2 separate regions of the Homo sapiens genome follow, and region 1 is linked to region 2. The links are chromatin loops, found by intact Hi-C in ENCODE. Cell type or tissue: psoas muscle. All regions are shown on one strand. Each heading gives the region's core, and the rest is flanking DNA. Links, peaks and the distances in the headings are about the cores only. Region 1 has its middle 22 kb from the start of LINC02910. Region 2 overlaps LOC729296 (a long non-coding RNA gene).

The links. Hi-C counts contacts between places; a loop is a spot of excess contacts. Peaks named below come from ENCODE experiments on the same cell type or tissue, not always from the same donor. Only the 100,000 strongest peaks of a DNase experiment are listed, where the experiment ranks them.
Region 1: a loop joins it to region 2, with 2.9 times the contacts of the local background. A loop is called at or near these places in 1 of 110 quality-filtered maps.

What each region holds. Positions count from the first base shown.
Region 1 is chr20:60,029,762-60,038,457 of GRCh38, reverse strand. It overlaps a transcript of CDH26 not described here. Among named protein-coding and RNA genes, the nearest start is that of LINC02910, 22 kb to the left of the region's middle. RefSeq lists enhancers at 947-1,446, 1,447-1,948. In psoas muscle, for the core only: no CTCF peak of the experiment used is centred there; a DNase peak (open chromatin) is centred at 3,987; H3K4me3 peaks cover 465 bases; H3K27ac peaks cover 1,416 bases.
Region 2 is chr20:60,091,797-60,100,492 of GRCh38, reverse strand. LOC729296 (a long non-coding RNA gene) reads right to left here. Exons shown (of 5, transcript NR_109918.1): 3 at 1,530-1,564; 4 at 274-322. Among named protein-coding and RNA genes, the nearest start is that of LINC02910, 40 kb to the right of the region's middle. In psoas muscle, for the core only: no CTCF peak of the experiment used is centred there; no DNase peak of the experiment used is centred there.

The DNA of each region.
Region 1 (8,696 bases), core at 171-8,170, 62 kb after region 2:
GCAGAGTGTGGAAGAGATAGGCTTGAGGGTGTCAAGTGCAGAATCTGGCCTTCCGTCCTGGGGGCAATGATGACAGGAATGCAACATGTGAAATCCACACTTCACAGTTAAACTCTCATGCGATGGGCGTGGAGTGCCCACAGAGTATGAATAAGAGGTGAGGAGGAAATACCCCTCCTGGAAACACCATCCACTCTTGAGAACCTAGGTGACTGTCTCCCATCTGAAAAGAGTCTGCAATAAAATAGTCTTTACAATTATTCAGAGTTTTCCCTGATCCTGCCAACCTCCGTACTTGATTTAAAATCTTTCCATCTGGAATTATTAGTCCAGAGCAGTTTATCAAAGAAAAGATGGATGGTGCAAGCCGACTGCTGCTAGCGTTCAGAAAAACGTGTTCTCTCTCTGCCATTCAGCGAAAGTTCTTTAATCACTGTTGATTGGAGGTTACCAACCTTGAATTGTTAGTTAATGGCATCTCTGCAAAGGAATGATTTATTGGGTGAGTAAACTTCGCAAACAAACACAGATCCTCCATTGCTGGCTATTTCATCGGAAGCTGAAATGTACATTATTTCAACTGTCTTTCTAGTGGAATCAAAATCCGAAGCAGAGGCAAATATTTAGCCTTGATCTCAGATTTCTCTGCCATCGAGATATTAAGAATACAGAAAGTCAAGGCACAGAAGAATCCCCAGATGTTCTGTTTCCAGTGTTCGCCTATGCTCTCAGGCTCCCTTGCAGCTGGCACCCCACCTGGGAGCAGCCTCCCTTTTGAGGATCACCATCGGGAGAGGAGCCTGTGGTTCAATGGCTGTACCTCTGTCACCTTTCACCAGGACCCTATCCTGAAACACCAGCCAGGGCCAGCACAACTCACTGCTGGAGGATCCCTGCTCTGCCACCTCTCCTTGGTCCATTTGTTCTCAAGCAAATGACATTGGAACCAAGAAAGGAATGTGCTCTGTTTGTCAATTGTCAGGCAGGGGACACATCTTCCCTTTCTTCCCTCAAAGAGGGACTGGTTCAGCCTCAAACCCTCTGAAGGGCAAGATCAGGGGAAGCAGGAATGCTGGAGCTTCCTCAGCCCTCTCCCCAGCCGTGTGAGTCACGGGTGCACCAGGCTCCCTCCTGCTGTCCCTCCACTGGGACACTGCCCCCTCCAGTTCGCTGTTCATACTCACAGGCAGCTCGGGCATTTGTGGGGCTTCCCCAACCCCCAGACTACGTCAGACCCCTGGAGATACACTCTCCTGATTCACAAACCTTTTGTGTGGCACTGAATGTAGTTATGATTGCATTTTTTTCTGTGTAGTTATTAGATTAATTTCCATCTCACCTCTTGGGAGGCTCATTGTTTTTGCTCCCTTCAGCATCCCTGGTGCCCAGTGTTGGAGCTGTGGTTGGTAACTAAGAATGACCAGTGGTTAGAATCACTTGAGAGAGCAAGAAAGCCCCTGGAGGTGGCAGGTGGAGAGCAACGTTTCCACTTCATTACCCAGAGGAGGCAGCTGACTCGGGCGTGTAGCTCATGGGCTGGCCAGCCCTTGCTGCTCCCTATGCCACCTGCAGCCAAGTCCCTGGGCAGCTCAGCATCCTCAGCTCTTTGTTAACAACTCTGGAGGAGGTAAGCAGAGCACCAGCAGCCAGGGGGAGATACAGCAAAATCTCTGCCATGATGGCAAGAGGACCAGAGCCCACACGTGACCTCGGGAGGTAGACAAGTCTCCCTGTGCGAGGACCATCGGGGCAGCCAGGAGGGCTGGTGGAGTTTCTGTAGATAGGGGTGGGGACAGGACTCCAGGATGAGGGCACAGAGTAAGCAAAAGCCTGGAGGGAGGCCCAAGATGGTCTCTGGGGTAAAGATCTGTAGCTGGGGTTTTGGGCTTCAGGCAGAAAAGGCAGGCTCATGGTTCGGAGGCCATTGAATGGAAATTCCCAGGCACTAGGGAACCACTGATGGGTTCTGATCCAGGGAATGTGTGGCGGGGGATCTTCTGGGGATGTTTGTACCCAACAGATGAGAGACACTGAAGCAGGGAGATTTGTCCAGAGGCTGGGGGAAGGGTGGCAATGGGGACAAGACAGAGTTTGGGGAGGTGATGCATGTCCAGGATGACTTCGCAGCTTAAAGGCTAAGCAGGTAGGAAACAGAGGTGACAGTGACCAGGATGAGAGATGGGCCATCAACCCACCACACATGAAACACGCAGCCAGGTCAGATTGCTGTGTTCCAGGGTCAAGTCTGGTTTGGTGCAGGAAGGTGCAGAAGTTTCTTGTCACCTCCTTTTCTCACCATTCAGAAATCAGTGTCCTCTTAAAGCCATAAAGAAGAGTGATACATTTGACTTCATCTTTTTTTTTTTTTTTTTTTTTTTTTTTTAGTTTTTGCATGGAAAAAGATATCAAAAACCAAAGGACAAACTGAAAAAAAGGTAACATAGATAACAAACAGAGCTAATATCCTCATATACTGTATTAGCCTGTTTTCACACTGCTTTCAAGAACTTCCCTGAGACTGGGTAATTTATAAACAAAAGAGGTTTAATTGATTCACAGTCTGTAGGGCTGGGGAGGCCTCGGGAAACTTACAATCATGGCGAAAGGGGAAGCAAACATGCTCTTCTTCACAAGGTGGCAGGAGAGAGAGAAGAGAAAGTAAAGTGGGGAAGAGCCCCAAATAAAACCACCAGGTCTCGTGAGAACTCACTCATTATCATAAGAACAGCATGGGGGAACCGCCCCCCGTGATCCAATCACCTCCCTCCCTCAACATGTGGGATCACAATTCGAGATGAGATTTGAATGAGGGCACACAGCCAAACCATACCACATACAAAGCATTCCTACAAATAAATAAAAAGGACCACCAACCTATCAGAAAAAAAAAAATGGGTAAATGACAAAAACAGGCAGTTCACAGGAAAATAAGTGGCTCATAAACATAATTTCATATGTTCCAGCTTCATTTATAATGAAAGTTATGGAGGTTAAGACTAAAATTACAGACCCTTTTTAAGTTATTTTACTTAGGCTGGTAAATATTTAAAAACTGATAATACACACTGCTGGTGGGAATGTTGGAAAACAATTTGTCAATAGGTATTAACATTGTAAACGTATGTTCCCATTCCTCTAGGAATTTCACTGCTAGGACTGTATCCTAACAATATGTTCATGCATGCATAGAAAAAGTGTGAATTAGAATGTTCTCAGCAGGACTGTTTGTTGTAGCAAAAAGCCAGAAATAGCCTGAATATTCTCAGCAGAAAACTGCTTAAGTTATAACACAGTCGTACAAACAATGACATAAAAACTCTAAAAAGTGCAATAACTATACCTATGTTGACAGGGCAGGATCTCTTAGGTGGATTGTTAGGTGAATAAATTAAAGTGTGGTTCAGTTTACACATTGGTATTAAAAATTTTAAATGATATGCATTTCTATTTAGAAGATACTATGAACCATAATCACCTCTGTGAAGGAGAACCAAAGAGCTCAGATCTGGGATGGGAAGGAGTCCAGCTCTGAGCTGTTGGAGCTTTGGTCCTGTCCTTGTCAGGCCTTCTGAGCCACTGGCCTTCCCCACCTGTGCCGGAGCCTCCACCATCAGGTTAAAGCCCACTGCTGTTGTTTGTGGTGTTCAGTCGCCAACCCATCCATCTCTCAGACTGGCTCTTTCAGAAAGTAAAACAGACAGGGCCTTGGCTCCAGTCTCCGACAATGTCAGGAAAACTTGCTGAAAGTGGCCTTTCATTTGAGCCTGAACACTAAAGGAGAACTGGCAGAAACACCCACCTGAAGGCAGCTGGGGGCTGGCTGACCTTTGTAGCTGGTGGGGGCCCTGGCGCCCACACTGCTGTCGGCTCTCCCCGGGCTGCCTCTGGAAAGCAGTCTCCTAAGTGCAATCTCTAGGCCCCTGACCAAGGTATTTTTAGCCACCCTCCCTGGTAGCCACGGCTCCGAGGCTATGAGCAGAGACTTCAAGGGCAGGGCCAGGGAACATTCCTGAACTCTGGGTCTCTGCTCTGGGCCTGGCTTGTTCCCAAGGCTAATTTAGAACTTTCCTGGCTACTCTTGTGACCTTTTGCCTCATGACCCTTCCCCCAGAGCACAAAGCTCTGGCCCCACAGTTCCTGACACAGCACTGTCTTTTCATGGTGAGCAGTGGCAGAGGGACATTGCCTTCCCTTCGAACAATGTGGCTTTATGGACAAATGGAGCTGGTGACACTCTGTCTTGAAGAGCAGCACTTCTAAGCTGGAATGCAGGGAGACACTCTCTGTCCCAGGGTTCCTGAAGCTTCAGCTCCCTGGGCTTCCCACCTTTGCTATATTGACAGTTCCTGGTTTTCCCTGTGCTGCCGGCTGCACTGATTCACCCTCTTCACCTATATATTCACTTTAGTTGCATCCTAAAACATAGGATATATGATATCATGGGTTGAACATGCTAGTTGCTTTTTTAATGCATTAAAGGAAGTTCTATGAGAATTTATAGAAGGGAAAAAAGAGAAAAAGTAATTCTTACATGCATATTGGATAAGCAGTGACCAGGCCAGTGGTGAGAAACATGGTGAACTGCCATCCACAGTTTGCAGAGGAAAAGTTATTTATGACCAGGGCTTTGCACATTATTTCTTCTTCATGATCACACACACACACACACACACACACACACACATCTTGTCTACCTGGATAATTGCCATCTCCTCCAGGAAGCCATTTCCAAGGCCCTCACCGCCAACAGCAGGCCCATGCCCCTCCACCGTACTCTCTGCTCAGCCTGAGACAGCCCTGCAATTGTGACCACCTGCCGATTCTCCTCTGTAGTCTCCTGGGAAACATGCCTTTTTGTTAAGGGGTGATGGGGAATGCGCACTCTGGACTCGAACCCCACCTTGTTCATTTCTCAGCTGCATAACCTTAAACAAGTGGCTCCTTTGCTTTCTCCCAGCCTTGTTCTCCTCATCTGCAAAATGGGGTGAAAACAGAAAGTGAGAATTAAATAACGTAGGCAAAATGGTAACACAGGCTTAGCATTCACTAAGCATTTGATAAGTATTTGCCACGTGCATGTATGCATGAAGGAAGGCAGCCTGTGTACACGAAGGAGGTTAAACAATAACCCACAGCTTCAGATCCACCAAAAATCTTATTACAAAGACAAGTTCCCGGGGCAGTGATGGTGGTAAGAGTAATAGCAATGACTTCTCAAAAAACCTGTAAGAGGGGTGTTACTATTTTCCCCATTTTACCGACAAAGCAATAAGGACTCAAAGTGTTGAATACACTTAATCAAGCTCACACAAGGTGAATAATAGAGCTGGTGTTAAGCCCTGGCTTCCTCCCAAACCAAAGCCAATGCTCTAAATGCCCACATCATGCGTCTTTCATACACTGTTTTTTGATCCTCTATGAGACACCAGGATTGGAAATGTGATTCTTTTTTTTTTATTATTATACTTTAAGTTTTAGGGTACATGTGCACATTGTGCAGGTTAGTTACATATGTATACATGTGCCATGCTGGTGCGCTGCACCCACTAACTCGTCATCTAGCATTAGGTACATCTCCCAATGCTATCCCTCCCCCCTCCCCCCACCCCACCACAGTCCCCAGAGTGTGATATTCCCCTTCCTGTGTCCATGTGTTCTCATTGTTCAATTCCCACCTATGAGTGAGAACATGCGGTGTTTGGTTTTTTGTTCTTGCGATAGTTTACTGAGAATGATGATTTCCAATTTCATCCATGTCCCTACAAAGGACATGAACTCACCCTTTTTTATGGCTGAATAGTATTCCATGGTGTATATGTGCCACATTTTCTTAATCCAGTCTATCATTGTTGGATATTTGGGTTGGTTCCAAGTCTTTGCTATTGTGAATAATGCCGCAATAAACATACGTGTGCATGTGTCTTTATAGCAGCATGATTTATGTTAGGCCCACATTCAAGTTCTTCGTAATTCCATCATCTAAATGAGTTTTGAGTTTCATTTCTGACTAACAACAGTAGAAATCCGCCTTACATTGCTAGAGGAACCACATGCATTCAGTATCTATGTGTTCATTCTCACCTCCTCGTCTCCCTGGCAAATAGATCATGGTCACAGGACTAGTTCTGGCCAATAGAATTTAATAGCCACTGTGCTTTCTTCATCTTTTCCCCTGCCACAGCCAACCTACAGGCCCAAATTGTGCACTTACTGGACTTTGCCTGATGATAAATAAACCTTCATTGGGTTAAAAGCCTTGGTGGTTTTACCTGTTTCAGCTGCCAGCATTAATTTCTCCGACTGATACACAGATGAATTTCAGGGTGAATTTCTCACTCAACTTCCCCCACACATTGCAAAGCTTGGGCTTTATGCCACCATTTTAATAATGATAGTTATTGAATTATAATACTGTGAGATTATGATTTTTCTTTACTATTCTTAGGCTGTTTGGCTTTTGAGAAACAACTTGGTGTCATTTCATATTAATAACTGACTTAAAGAAAGAGGCAGGCCTTCCATGCAGTGTCACCTGTGTCATGAAAGCTAATAGAAGCAGACAGCTGCCTGTTGGGGTCTTGATTTACAAATCGCATGACAGATGAAGTCCATAGGCTTCCAAAGTGGGAGGATGAAAACTTTAAAAAACAAAACCAGAAACTGGGAAAGTGAAGACAGTGGCCGCCACCCAGCTCCATGATAAACTCCCAAGAGGCTGTGAGCCAGCGTGGGAAGAACACAGCCCTCTCACCTTTGGCCCCCCAACTCTCTCCCAGCCTCTCTGTAAAGAACTTTGCACATCACACAAAGCCAATCAGCAAAATACAACAAAATACATCAACTGCTCTGGGAATTACAAGCAGAATTCTGTGAAGATCATACTCCTTTCATCTGAAGAAACTGAGGATGTTTTTACAAATAATTAATTCAATTGATTTAATTCTCAAGGATTAACTTGAACGCCTGAATTCATAACTGAATCTTTTTTAAAAGGAGAAATCTAGTACATGCAAAAATATAGAGACTCAAACCTTCCTTGTGGTCATAAACAACTTTCTTGAAAGAGGGTGTTCGAGCCAAAGCCCCGTGTTTCCGTTTACCAGTCTGCGTTAGTCTCCGTGGCATCATCTCCTTGTAAATGTCTTGTGGCAATCCTCGCCCAGCTGTGGCTCTTCCCTGGGGGATGATGCAGCCCCTGCTGAGGCTGAAGCGATTTCTCTCTTTAGACTACACAAAGCAGGTAAGAGGTGCTCATTAGAAGGTTCTCCTGGAAAGCTGGACTTCCAGTTCATCCCCACTGCTACATTCCCGCCAGCACCATGACAGTTTACAAATGCCATGGCAACATCAGGAAGTTATCCTACATGGCCTAAAAAGGGGAAGCATGAATAACCCACCCCTTGTTTAGCATATCATCAAGAAATAACCATAAAAATGTGCAACCAGCAGCCCTCGAGGCTGCTTTGTCTATGGAGTAGCCATTCTTTTATTCCTTTACCTTCTTAATAAACTTGCTTTCACTTTGAAAAACAAAAACTTTTGAAGGAAATGTTTTCACTCCGGGCTGGTTTCCAAAAACTTGAATCAAGCACAAAAGTGAATTCACTGGTGCAGGTAATTGTCCAAGGGGAGTCATGGCTTCTTAACTAGGTGCAGGACTTAAGCAATGTCATTAGAACCCACTCCACTCCCTCTCAGCTCACTTCCATGCTTCCCACATCTGGTGGCCCCCAACCACTCTGCCTCTTCCCCTCATGTTCTCAAGGTTGCTGCAACTGCCCCTGCACTTACAGCCTCTCAGCTTCAAAGTCCATCCAAAGAGTTGGAAAGACCCTGGGCCCCACTCTCACTGGCTCAGTTTGGGTAAAATGCACATCTCTGAACTAATAGTGGTGGCCAACGGGGTGGGCTACATTAGCTAGTTAAAATCTTCCAGGATCTGCCTCTGGAACTTACAGAAACAGAGGATGAAGAGATGGGGAACTACCCAAAGGAAGTCCAGATGTTTTCCTAGAAGAAGGTGAAGGGATACTGAAAAAAACAAAAACAAAACAAAACAAAAAAAAGCAAACAAAAAAAAACCCAGATACTTAAAACACCAACAGACCAAAGTTTCTCTGCTGTGATTGACTTCAAATCACCCTGATGTCCTGGAATGCTGAGGCTCTGGAGAACTCAGGTGGAAAACCCTCCAGTCAAAATGAATCCTCAATTTTTCAAATAGACACAGGCCCAGACTGGGGAAGTCACCCAGCAAAAAGGTAGCAGAGCTCCACAAAACTTGATTCTGGTGATGGTATACTATCATATCAGATTGTAGATATTCAATATATGTCTTTTTTTATATTAACATATCAGTTATACCTCAATAAAACCAGGGGTTGTGGGGGAAGGTGGCAGAAGGGATCCCCAGTTCACTTTCTTTCTCCCTTCCTTGTTTTTCAACCTCAGTGAAGACTGAATCTCTTGTCTCTCAGTGACCATGTGTTCCTTTGCTTTTATATATTATTTATTTATTTATTCATTTATTCATTTATTTATTTTTGGTGGTAAGGACACTTGACATGAGACCTACCCTCTTAAGAAATGTTTAAATGTGCACATATACACCGTGGAATACTATGCAGCCGTAAAAAAGAATGAGTTCATGTCCTTTGCGGGGATGTGGATGAAGCTGGAAGCCATCATTCTCAGCA
Region 2 (8,696 bases), core at 620-8,619:
GAAAAGAAAAGAAAAGAAAAGAAAAAGGCATTCCAAATCTTTTGTTGAAAACAAATTGCCAACTGAAGAAAAGAACTTTTTCTTCCCTTGAGACCAATGAGCTGAATTTTACACTCTGGCCCAATAAAAGGAATCACTCTCTGCTTCTCTCAAATATTTTTCCAGGGCACCAACAAAGTTCTCATTATTTTCAACATAAATCTGTTTTGTAATTTTTGGATGAAAAGTTCCTTTTCACTGCTGCGACTATAAGAAGAAATTCTCAATACTCACCATTAGGAGACAGTCACAAAAGCAGAAGCTTCGTCAAGCTGGTCCCTTTCTAGAAAGGTAATAAAGACAAACTTCAGATTTTTAATTTTTAAAATGGGACCAGTAGAAGTAGAAATGACGGGCAGGTATTTCTAGCATCACCCACTGAGGGTGCTTCCACCTAGGGAGAAACAGCGAGTGTCTCAGGGCGGGCTGATCTTTAGAAGGGAGGAAGCCCACTCACACTGGCCCAAGAAGGGGCTTAATATCAGGAATGTCAAGGAATTGAAGAAGACAAAGCAGCCGGCCTCCAGCAAGACAAGCAGGAAACAGAAGTCCCCTGGAGACGTGGCCAGCCCCACCTGAGCACCTGGGACCCTTCACACCCATTAAGGGGTGCAAGATGCAGCACCCAAAGCCCAACCCCAGCCCTGCCCTCATGCACCAATTTGGGGGCAAATGAGGGCATCTGTCATCTCTCCCAGAGTATAGACATACATGTCCCTCCTTTCCACTTCTACTGGTCCATTTAAAAATTAAACATCTGGGTCAAATGGTATTTCTAGTTCTAGATCCCTGAGGAATATACCCAAAGGACTATAAATCATGCTGCTATAAAGACACATGCACACATATGTTTATTGCGGCATTATTCACAATAGCAAAGACTTGGAACCAACCCAAATGTCCAACAATGATAGACTGGATTAAGAAAATGTGGCACATATACACCATGGAATACTATGCAGCCATAAAAAATGATGAGTTCATGTCCTTTGTAGGGACATGGATGAAATTGGAAATCATCATTCTCAGTAAACTATCGCAAGAACAAAAAACCAAACACTGCATGTTCTCACTCATAGGTGGGAATTGAACAATGAGAACACATGGACACAGGAAGGGGAACATCACACTCTGGGGACTGTTGTGGGGTGGCGGGAGCGGGGAGGGATAGCATTGGGAGATATACCTAATGCTAGATGACGAGTTAGTGGGTGCAGCGCACCAGCATGGCACATGTATACATATGTAACTAACCTGCACATTGTGCACATGTACCCTAAAACTTAAAGTATAAAACTAAATAAATAAATAAATAAAAATTAAACATCTGAAGTTTGTCTTTGTTACAGATGTAAACATCTGAAGTTTGTTTCTAGAAAGATACCAGCTTGGCCAAGTTTCTGCTTTTGTGATTGGCTCACAATGGTGAGTTAGTTGCATGCCAGCATCACAGCTTTGACCCATCCCCTGCACAGCACTGCACAGATCACCTGCACCATCGTTGACTCATTTCTTTTCTGTCGATCTACAAATAATAAGACCATTTAACAATTAAAAAACTATGACTTCCTTAGGGAGGGCAATTTGACAATGTCTGCCAAAATTAGAAGTTAATGTTCTCTTTTACTTAGCAACGCCACTTCCCAGATATGCTCCTATGCATGTGGGTCGATGTAAGTACAAGCTATTCCCAGCTACTCTGTTTACAGCATCAAAGACCACAGCACCTTAAGTGTCCATTAGTAGGGGATGGTTGAATGAACTGTGGTACATCCAGAAAATGGAATTCTATACAGCAGAAAAAAAGAATGAGGAAATATACAGATAGGGAATGATCACCAGGGTATACTGTTATGCCAAAAAGATACAGAACAGTTCATAAAGTATGCTACCATTTGTGTAGAAAACTGTTGAGGGAGAACATATATTTATAACAGGTTGTATTTGCATAAACTCTTTGGAAGGATGAACAGAAGTCAGTGGTAACACAGTGTGGGTAGGAGCTGGGTGGCAGGAGACAGATGGCAGGCAGAGTTTTCAATACAAACCTTTTGATTTACATTGATTTTTGAGCTGAGTGAGTGTCCTATCTGGCCAAAAATAAACAAAGCAATTATATATTTAAAGGAAGTTAATTTTCAAATCAAAGAACATGAAAACTATATATCACTCCTATACACGGAAAACTTATACCACTTCCCTTAACTGGTGCATAACCTTAAAAATAGATGAAACAAAGATTAGCTATCCAATCATGAAAAGACAGTGGAGAAGACAGAAACTCACATTGCTAAGTGAAAGAAGCCAATCTGAAGAGGCTTTGTATTGTGTGATTCCAACTGTATGACATTTTGAAAAAGGCAAAATTATGGGGACAATAAAAAGACCAGTGATTGCCAGGGACTACAGGGATGGAAGGATGAATGGCAGAGCCCAGAGGATTTTTAGGTCAGTGAGAGTGTTCTGTAGGATCTTGTAATGGGGGATATATGTGATTTTGCATTTGTCCAAACCCATAGAATGTATGACACCAAGGGTGAGCCCTAATGCAAACTATATGTCATCCATCTGTCAATGTCAGGTCATCAATTACAACAAATGTACCACCCTAGGGGGAATCTTGATAATGGAGGAGGTTGTGTGTAGGTGGGGGCAGGAGGTAAATGAGAAATCTTTGCACTTCCCACCTAATTTTACTGTGTACCTAAAACTACTCTAAAAATTAAAGTATATTTTTTAAATGGATGGAACACCACTATACAGTGTTAGTAACCTTTTAGCAGAGTCACCTGCAGAAGCTCCCATGCTGAGGCCCACTCTGTTTGCATTAGGAAAGGGTGTCAAAGAGAAGCTCAAGACAACTAGCACCAGCAGAGACTTCCTATGTCGTCTTCAAAGGCCAAGCAAGAGCTGAAATGCGTGGTTTTCTCACCCTGTGATTCAATGTCATTTTATGCCATGACACCACACTTCAGGAAACATAGGCAATCAATGCTGCTAGTTCCTTTTTCTTCTCCTCTCCCCAGAGGTCAAGTTGCCTTAATGAATTGCAGTACTGACTTGCTCCTTGTGGCTTCTTGTCTTTGATGAACGCTGTAGCAGTTGGACATGGCTCTTGAGCTGGGTAACAAGCAGCTCCGTAAATGCCCAGCAATCTATTAAGTGTGTCACGGTCTGCTCTTCACTCTGCACCTCTCCAAGGTGAACAGAAGAGGTGTCAGCTCCAGTTTGTGATGGTGTGTCAAAGCTGTGACAGGTAAATAATTCTTATTTTATCTTATTTTTTGCAGATGTTAACAGGCCATGTAATCAGATGCATCAATCTGATTTTCACAGACAGCAGCCCCTGAGCCAGTCCAAGCCTCAGTCCTGGGGCTGACGATGACCAGGAGCACGGGCTGAACAAGGGAACAGAGCCCCAGAGCTCTCTGGAGCCAGAAATTATGTTTTAGTTGTGGAGATCACAGAGCACTTCAGAGAGATTCCTGCGTGGGGAGCCATCTTGGACACTGACTGCCGAGGGCTTTCTGGCAGGTGACAGCATAGGACATTTGACGAGGACATTCTTACCTCCTTTGTCATTTACCTTGTTATTCTTGATGAGCAGCTGAGTGAGCATAGACTTGGAGCTGCCCATCTTACAAATGGAATATTAAACAGAGGCACTACAGCAAGGCTGCCTGGCAAAGGGACACGTGCGTGAAAAAAAAAAAACAGTGGAAGGTTGAATTATTTCTGGAATTTGATCTGCTAATTCATCAGCAGCTTAGGGAAGGCAAGGTATAACCAGAGTGCTTTGATTCTCTGTGATTGTTCCGGGCTTTGTCCCTCTCTGTGCATCTCTCTAACCCACAGGCTGGCCTCTGCGTGGAACAAGAGTGGTTGCAGGATCCAAAACCATGGGAATGCAGCACACCATCTGGAAGGAGACAGAGCTTTTCTTTCCCAGCTGCTTACCAAAGACGTGGGTGTCACTCAGATTGGACCGACTGGAGGCATCTTTCCACCCCTGAACAAGGACTACAGCCTTAGGCTTATGAAAGCTTCTCCTGGCATTGTAGATGCCACAATTCCAAGCCCCCTCCCCCACACGCACACGTGGGCACGCACACACACACACACACACACACACACACACACTTCACCGTGGGGAAGGGAGCAACAGCATTCGCATGGGAATTACATTTCATTATAATTGAGGTTTTATTTTAATCACCATCATTATCAGCAGCAGCTCACATCCACCCGGAGCGTCTATGCCGGCATTTTACTAGGAGCTTAGCATGGATTCCCTCACTTCACCCTCCCATCAACCGGAGAAATGATTTGCTCAAGGTCCTGTGGCCCATACATGGCTGAGCTGCAATGGGAGTCCAGGTCCCAACTCCAGTGCCTGTTTCTCTGACTGCGGAGCTATGGCTACAGCCATGCAGAGCACGAGAGAGTCTCCACGTAGGTCAGTAGGTACATGTGACTTGGAGTGGCTCATAACAAAAACTCAACTCAAATCAGTTTCAGAGAATAAGATGGGAATGCAAGGGACTCACTGGCTCACGCAAACGAGGGCTCTTGTCCCAGTTGTGCCCAGAATCTCCAAGGAGATGCCTGGGACTCGACCTTTCTCCTTCTGTCAGTTCCTCCTTCCTAGGTGGTGGCTTCAATCTCAGGACCTTCTGTTCACAGAGAGCTCCTCACCTGCCCCCACTAGCTTAGCAACCCTGGCAGAAAGCCATTCAGCATTGCTGACTTTATCCTCATGGGACCCTGTTGGGCAAGGAGCCCAGCCTTACACCAATCACAGAGGCCAAGGGTTTAGAATATGTGAGCTTGCCTGAGCTGGGTGATGTGTGCACCACATGGACTAAGAGTGGAGAAGGGATATTCCCCTGAGATAAAATAGAGGATCACCCTCCAGAAATTGGGGAATGCGTCCCAGACAGAATAGAATCACGGATACCTGCTACGAAAGACTTTGTCTCCCTCGGGAGAGTGTGAGCCTCTTCCTATCCAGTCTGTTTCCCACAAGACAGCAAAGCCAGCAGTCTGTCTGCCACCATCACCTGTCCAGTCCACCCCCTGCCCTGGCTTGTGTCCTTCCTCTTCTCCCACCTTAGCAGATAGTCTGCAGAAAGGGTCAACTCCCAGAAAATGCATAAAACTGATGGAGATTTCCCCCCATCTATGGACAGCATTCTTGCGCCCATTTGCCCATAGTCTTCCCATCTACCTTGTGAGCTTGTTCTCAGGGAAAGCCCTGCTATCAGTCATTCACATGTTAGTTCAATGTTTGCCAAACTTAAATCGTCTAGGGAACCCCTATATGAATCATACCCTACACGCATATCACCAGGACCACATTGTTTACTTCATATTTTTCTTCAAATTATCTCAGCTTTCAAATGAAAATAAATACACTTAAAAATGAAACTTGCCACAAATAGAAAACAATCAAAAAAAGGAATACCATGAAAATCAATGAATATTATTATATTCTGCTGAGGTACTGCAGCTGTCAACACCTCTGGGCCTCTGGTCCATTCTCCCTGTTAAGAAAGAGAAAATGGCAAGAGCCACAGAGGCGGCTGAGCCCCAGTCTGAGACACTCTCTGAGGCTCTCAGGACTGAATGGAACTGAAGAGGAAGAACGAACGTTTACTGTGTGGATGGTTACTTAATGCCAAGTCTCTGAACACCTCCTGGTGGTAAGTGCCCCTCACTCACCAGGGCACCCCTGGTAAGCACCCCAGAAAAGCCATCAAGGACCTCAACCCTTCTCCTGGAATGAACAAGAACCCCCCACAGGGAGTCATTTCTGGTCCAGGAAAAAGATGATGCCCCACACTCTTGGAAGCAAACCAATCAATACCTGCCCTGCAGTTTATGTAACACACACATCTTAGAATCCTTAATGTACACTTACATGAATCCCTTCCCTCCAATCCAGACAGCATCAGCCAAGAACCTCAATGAATTAAAACAGAGAATGGCAAGCTCTCTCGGGGGTTGTTGGCCCCACTCTCCTGTGGCTTCTTCCCAATGACCCCTGCTTATCGAAAAGCGTGGGGACACACAGAGGATGAAGGGTTGCCCCTCTGTTGTCAGAGGGAGAACAGAGGGCAAGACTCTCAGGAAATGGGGTTTCCAAGGCAACAGAGAAAATAAGCGACTTCATGTCCATGCAACAATGTCACCTGGAGCCGTCCCAGAGAGTAAGACAATCTTATCTACTAATGTGGAGAGATGGCCAAGACAAAGCAGAGGGAGAGAAGAGCAACCGTCTGTGGTTTTATCGCAGCAAGCGATGTCTGTCTCCATACCCAGAAATGAGCATGTGCTCTCTCTATGTATAGATCAGATGACATGGAGACATTCATTAGGCAACTACAATGTGCCTTTGCTCCTCTTACCCTCAGAACTTCCTTGAGGGGCAGGCATTATGATTCCCACTTTACATCAGTGGGAATTTGGACTTGGTGAAGTTAGGTTGTTTGCCAGAGTTATAGGCACTGATTCAGGAACCTGCCGTTCTGGTGTTTACAGCCTGCACCCCTGACCATCAGAGGCCAGACTGCTCCCTGCAAGGATGCCAGCATGTGCATGAGAGAAAAGTCTGGAAAATCATACAAAAGCATCAACAGGCCCTATCCTTAGGGGGCGAGATGGCAAAAAATGACCTCTTTTTTTCCTGTTACTCTACTTACTTCTGTGTCATTTGAGCTTGACTTTACATTGGGCATGGATAGGTTTTGTATTAAAAGTGAACCAGGCAAGAACCCTGGGTAAGGCAGGGCTCTACCCTGTCTCTCCCAGTGAGTGTAACAATAAAAGCTGGGCAAAATTGCATGGAGCACTATTTGTGAGCTCTGAAAGTAGACAGTGGCAGGCAAATCCAGAAGAAGACCAGAATGTGAAGTGCCACTGAGTGGGCAGCAGGCTCGCCATTCTTCTCCTTCTGGACCCCCGAGCCTGATACCAGCACAGCCTGAGACCTGGACATGGGCATCAGGACTCAGACAGAGAAATCAGTGGGGAGGCCTCTGGTCTGGCTTGGGGAGTGAGAAAGCAAACTCCTAGGACTCTGAGAGAGTGCAGAAATCCCCACATTTTTCTTTTTTCCATTCTCTCAGCCCCCAAGCAATAATCAGTGGCAGAAATAGGTTCCCACAAGAGCCAAAATTCTGAAGGAGGAGATGCCTCCTTTCTAGTCATTGGAGTTTCAGAAATAGAGGAGAAAGAGTGCAGGGCTGAAAAAATATGTAATGAAATGATGGCCAAAAACTTCCCAAATTTCACAAAAGATATAAGCCTGCAAATTAAGAAGTTCAGCAAACTCCAAAGGTGATAAACCCAAAGAAATCCACACCCAGACTATTTTGTATTCAAATTGTAATCAAATATTTCACTATTTTGTAATCAAAATGGTGAAAATTAAAGTAACTAATAATAATAATCTTGAAACTGACAGGGAAATGCAATCTATTTAACCTGTAGGAGAACAATGATCTGAATGACTACAGATTTCTCATCAGAAAATATGGAGGTCAGAAGGAAATGGCACACCACCTTTGAAGTGCTGAAAGGAAAGGATGTTCAAACCAGGATTTATCCAGAGAAAATACACTTCCAGAATAAAGGCAAAATAAAGATGTTTTCAGATGAAGGAAAACTAAGAGAATTTATTGCCAGCAAACATGTACTTCAAGAAGTACTAAAGGAAGTTCTTCAAAAAGAAGGAAACTTGAAGAATCAGGAATGAAGAAGCAACAGAAATGGTAACAATCTGAGTAAGTATAACAGATTGTTCTCCTCCTGAGGTTTATTTGTTTGTTTGTTTGTTTGTTTGCTTGTTTTGAGACACGGTCTCGCTCTGTCACCCACGCTTGAATGCAGTGGCACCATCATGGCTCACTGCAGCCTCAACCTCCCAGGATCAAATGATCCTTCCACCTCAGCCTCCTAAGTAGCTGGGACTAGAGGTGCATGCCACCACACCGGGATAATTTTTGTATTTTTTGTAGAGATGTGGGTTTCACCATGTTGCCCAGGCTGATCTTGAACTCCTGAGCTCAAGTGATCCACTGGCTTCAGCCTCCCAAAGTGCTGGGATTACAGGCGTGAGCCATGGTGCCCAGCCCAGTTCCCCTCCTGAGTTTTAAAAAATCTGCTGGATGTTGGAAAATAACAATTATAACCTCTGATGGGTCTTCACCCTATGTAGATATCATACATAAGACAAGTATAACATACAGAACATACAGGGGGACAGTGAAGGGACCTACAACATTTTCTGAATTCTGAATACACCACTTGTTCAATAATGACTCACAAAAATTACTCAGTAAATACTTTCTACTGGAATGCACTATGTGTTGTCCCAAGCCCCATGCTCACCAACAGGAATAGGGAGACTTTGATGAAGAGAATGGTCTTGGTCTATGAAGACTCCACGGTCTCTCAGTGACTCAATGGCCAGATCCTACCAGGAAATAAAGCAAGGAACCTCCTGCAATAGGTCCCTTGGAGCTTGGAGGAGAACAGTTTTGCTTCCCCTAAGATATCTTCCCCCACAAGAAAACTAGGAGAGCCCAGAAGGTCACACATACTGCAGGAAGCCTGGGGCCTTTTCATATACTTCAGTCATTTTTGTTTGTTTGGCA